2 separate regions of the Homo sapiens genome follow, and region 1 is linked to region 2. The links are chromatin loops, found by intact Hi-C in ENCODE. Cell type or tissue: PC-3. All regions are shown on one strand.

What was found. Peaks named below come from ENCODE experiments on the same cell type or tissue, not always from the same donor. Only the 100,000 strongest peaks of a DNase experiment are listed, where the experiment ranks them.
Region 1: a loop joins it to region 2, with 4 times the contacts of the local background. A loop is called at or near these places in 4 of 110 quality-filtered maps.

The regions. Positions count from the first base shown.
Region 1 is chr18:57,786,340-57,788,839 of GRCh38, forward strand. All of the region lies in intron 1 of ATP8B1 (ATPase phospholipid transporting 8B1), which reads right to left. LOC124904310 (a long non-coding RNA gene) reads left to right here. Exons shown (of 2, transcript XR_007066388.1): 2 at 1-881. Among named protein-coding and RNA genes, the nearest start is that of ATP8B1, 16 kb to the right of the region's middle. In PC-3, a CTCF peak has its summit at 1,052; a DNase peak (open chromatin) is centred at 2,482; H3K4me3 peaks cover 629 bases; H3K27ac peaks cover 2,381 bases.
Region 2 is chr18:57,643,546-57,646,045 of GRCh38, forward strand. The region is part of intron 2 of ATP8B1-AS1 (ATP8B1 antisense RNA 1); the gene reads left to right. Among named protein-coding and RNA genes, the nearest start is that of ATP8B1-AS1, 14 kb to the left of the region's middle. RefSeq lists enhancers at 1-462, 463-973. In PC-3, a CTCF peak has its summit at 1,175; no DNase peak of the experiment used is centred here.

The sequences.
Region 1 (2,500 bases), 140 kb after region 2:
TCAGAATCCAGCTCGTCAAAAGCCTCTCAGCCAGGGATTCTCAATCTGGAGCAGGCATCAGAATCACCTGGAAGTTTTATTAGGACACTGATTGCTGGGTCTTAACCCCAGAGCTTCTGAGTCAGTGACTCTAGAGTGCAGCCCCCAGTCATGCTGATGTTGCTGGTCCAGGGACCATACTTTGAAAACCAGTGTCTAGGCAACCACCACTGATCAAGCCACATCTGATATAAAAGCTAGCTACCATCTCCGAGATGGTACCACCTATGCTAAGATGAGAATGTACAGGGAACCACTAGAACAAAGGAAGAGTCCCTCACTTTGGTCTGGGAAAGACAAGGAATCAGGAAATCTTCCAGGAGGAGGTAGCACCTCAAGTGATCCACCCATCTCGGCCTCCCAAAGTGCTGGGATTACAGGCGTGAGCCACTGTGCCCAGCCAAGCCCCTTTATTTCAAAAACACAATGTGTTCTTCCAATGGTTCATGAAAACTAGAAACACAAAAAAATGTTAAAGGGTGTTTTTAAAAATTAAGGTTTGCTTGAAAGAGATACTCTTATCTTTTTTACGTCTAGTAAGGGGTATTGAAATACAGCAGATATGGAGAACAACATCGACTTGGAACAGAAGAATGACCCCTAACAACTTAGAGCTTAGACAAATTTGAGAGTTTACAAAGACTGCCAGACAGGATGTTATGTTAGAAATACATTTAAGCGATATTAAAATAAGTATTCAAATACAAAATTTTGAAGACAGGAAACTTCATAATATTCATGTTAAATTCTCAGGATCCTCTGGACCGGAAATCATTGTATAATGCCTAAGATATCGTGGCAAACAAAATTTTACAAGCAAATAAAATGTACTTTAGTTCTCACAACGGTCACCAATCTTTATATACCCTTAGTCCTCTGCCAAGTGCAATTAAAGCCACTTTATGCTTACTGATTTCCTTATGACACACACACAAGAACCTAAAAGACAACATAAATTCGTCTGATAAAAAGTGAGCCTAAAAGCTCCATCTAGAGCACTGCGAGAGGAGCTCCATCTAGAGCACTGCGGGAGGAGCTCCATCTAGAACACTGCGGGAGGAGCTCCATCTAGAACACTGCGGGAGGAGCTCCATCTAGAACACTGCGGGAGGAGCTCCATCTAGAACAATGCGGGTGGAGCTCCATCTAGGACACTGTGGGTGGAGCTCCATCTAGAACACTGTGGGTGGGGAGTGTTGGCTCCGCTATACCATTTCCTCTTGTAATTTTGGCTTCTTTGTCATGAGCTTCTTTTTCAAAGTTGGCTTTTAGAGCCCATTGGTTACTGATATTTACTGATTTTCAGTTTTTAAAAAGTCTATTCCTTTAAAAATGCTCTAAAGTTTGTCAAACCTCAGGGGTTAGATACCTTTTTGAATGTCAGTAGTTTTTCTGAAGGTTTAACATCTATCAAAATAGAGAAAAAACACCTTTAAAATAAATAGGCCTCATTTAAAATTTTATACATCTTCTAAAGGGACCTATATAGTATCCATTGTGTAGACATGACAGTACTGGATAAAAGTGAATATTAGTCCCAGCCACTTGGGAGGCTGAGGCGGGAGGATCCCTTGAGCCCAGGAGTTTGAGGCTGCAGTGAGCCATAATTTGACACTGCACTCCAGCCTGGGCAACAGAGCGAGATCCATCTATAAAACAAGACAAACTGAATACGGAATGAACAAAATAAAACCTATTGTCTATCCCTGCTACTGAAACACATATATTTTATTGTCATCTGGACCTACAAAGCTTGAAATGATTTACAACCTGTACATTTTAAAAATTGGAAGCTTATGACAAATGAGATCACAGAGAGGCATGGAATTACAATGAGAGGGTATCCTATAAAACATCAGGTCCATCATTTGAAGCACGAAAAAATCGGAGCTTAGAAAATTAACTGGCCGTGCATGGTGGCTCCCAGCACTTTGGGAGGCCAAGGCGGGAGGATCACATGAGGCCAGGAGTTTGAGATCAGCTTGGCCAACATGGTGAAACCCCATCTCTACTAAAAATACAAACAATTAGTCGGGCGTGGTGGTGCCCATCTGTAATCCCAGCTACTTGGGAGGCTGGGGCATGAGAATCGCTTGAACCCAGGAGGCAGAGGTCCTGGTGAGCCGTGATTGTGCCACTGCACTCCAGCCTGGGTGACAGAGTGAGACTCTTATCTCAAAAAAAAAAAAGAAAGAAAGGAAAAGAAAAGAAAATTAACTGCTCATCACTGAACTGAAAGTTAGGAAAAGAGTACCCTAACCCAGTTCCTGGCACCACCCACTCCCCCAAACCCTGCTTCCCTTGTGTTTCTCATCTGTCCCATGGGGATAATTCCTGTCTTGCCAACTCCCAAATGAGGAGATTTTAAAACTATAAAGTGCTTTAAAAATGTAAAGAATTGCTATTATTAGCTGAGGTCAGCCAGCCCATTCAGTGACTCACCAGAGCTGACATCTCCTGG
Region 2 (2,500 bases):
ACATAAAGGTTCTCCAAGTCCCCACTAGACTCAGGAGCCCAGCTGGCTTCACCCAGTGGATCCTGCACCAGGGCCGCAGGTGGAGCTGCCTGCCAGTCCCGCACCCTGCACCTGCACTCCTCAGCCCTTGGGTGGTCGATGGGACTGGGCGCTGTGGAGCAGGGGGTGGTGCTGGTCAGGGAGGCTTGGGCCTCGCAGGAGCCCACCGTGTGGGGGAGGCTCAGGCATGGCAGGCTGCAGGTCCCGAGCCCTGCCCCGCGGGGAGGCAGCTAAGGCCCAGGGAGAAGTCAAGCATAGCAGCTGCTGGCCCAGGTGCTAAGCCCCTCACTGCCCGGGCTGGCGGGGCCCACTGGCTGCTGGAGCGTGGGGCCCGCGGACACCCACGCCTACCCAGAACTCACGCTGGCCCGCAAGCACCGCGTGCAGCCCGGGTTCCCGACCACGCCTCTCCCTCCACACCTTCCCGCAAGCTGAGGGAGCCGGCTCCGGCCTTGGCCAGCCCAGAAAGGGGCTCCCACAGTGCAGCGGTGGGCTGAAGGGCTCCTCAAGCACCGCCAGAGTAGGCGCCAAGGCCGAGGAGGCGCCGAGAGCGATCGAGGGCTGTGAGGGCTGCCAGCACGCTGTCACCTCTCACCGGGTTCAAGCGATTCTCCTGCCTCAGCCTCCCCAGTAGCTGGAATTACAGACGTGCGCCACCACACTCCGCTAATTTTTATTTTTAGTAGAGACGGATTTCTCCATGTTGGTCAGGCTGGTCTTGAACTCCCGGCCTCAGGTGATCTGCCCGCCTGGGCCTCCCAAAGTGCTGGGATTACAGGTATGAGCCACTGCACCCAGCCTTTACTGTATTTTTTAGCAGAAAGAAAATGATTGCATTACAGTGGTTATTTTTAAGGGCCCCAACCTCCACTTTGTCCTGAGATCTACGTTGTGTTGTTTTCAGTGTTTTAACAGGCCTTTTTATTTTTATAAATGCCCCAGAAGTTGTAGCGCAGCCCTAACTTTCTAGCAGGACTTTTAGAAGCTGACAATTTTCCTAAGTTTCATTCACATCACATGAAGGCAGCAATTGTTAAAATATATTTAGATTCCATTAGGGTACATTTTGCTATCACATTGAAGTCTCTCAAGAATCATTTTATTCCCATCAGATGTTGTTACTGAGCAGTTTCTAGTGCTGAACATGACTAAGAACCTTTAGGTGGTGCTCTTTGATTAAAAACATTTATCCCTCAAACAACTTAAATACAGTAGTATATTGCAGGAAAAAGTGACCTTTATTTTTTTAGGGATGATCTCCCAGGTCTGCTCAATTTTTCTGCCATTTCTATTGCAGAGGCTAATAATTTGCCCATCTCCTCCCAGCCCAAGCACCCCAAGACTGATACTTTTCTATCACCTGCTGCTAATTTTGCCTCCCAAAGAGTCTCCCATCTCGACGCAGAGAGAACCTTCTTAGTGGGGTCACAGCTTCCCTTGCGTCCAAGAGCTGTCTGTCCCACAGCCTGGTCAGACTCCCACAGCCTCGTCAGACTCCCACAGCCTCAAACCCCAGGTTTGCCACTCACTTCCTCACTCACTCCTCTTTGCTCATTTTTCTGCCAACGATTCGTCATGTATTTCTAGGACTATCTGCTCACTTCTCACCCCTTACTTTTTTTGTTTTGTTTTTTGAGACGGAGTCTCGCTGTCACCCAGGCTGGAGTGCAGTGTCACAATCTCAGCCCGCTGCAACCTCCACCTCCCAGGTTCAAGTGATTCTCCTGCCTCAGCTTCCCAAGTAGCTAGGATTACAGGTGTGCACCACCATGCCTGGCTGCTTTTTTTTATTCTTAGTAGAGATGGGGTTTCACCATGTTGGCCATGCTGGTCTCGAACTCCTAACCTCAGGTGACCCACCACCTTGGCCTCCCAAAGTGCTGGGATTACAGGTACAAGCCACCGTGCCCAGCCCCAGTCCTTACTTTTGGTTGAGGGTTACCTTTCCTTTCATTCTGGCTAAAGAGTTGAGGTCAGTTGGAAAAACCCAGACTCAATCTTCCTTTTTTTTTTTTTTTTTTTTGGAGAGAGTCTCACTCCATTGCCCAGGCTGGAGAACAGTAGCACAATCATGGCTCACTGCAACCTCTGCTTCCTGGGTTCCAGCAATTCTCCTGCCTCAGCTGCCAGAGTAGCTGGGATTACAGGTGTGCACCACCTCACCCGGCTAATTTTTGTATTTTTAGTAGAGACGGGGTTTCGCCATGTTGGCCAGACTGGTCTCAAACTCCTGGCCTCAAGTGACCCGCCCACCTCAGCCTCCTAAAGTGCTGGGATTATAGGCATGAGCCACCATGCCTGGCTGATCTCCCTAACTCTAAATCTTTACCCCTCTGTCTCTAAAGTCTGGCCACCTTTTTAATTCTTTTAGAGACAGAGTCTTGCTCTCACCCAGGCTTCAGTACAGTGGCATAATCGTAGCTCACTGCAGCCTCAAACTCCTGGGCTCAAGTGATCCTCC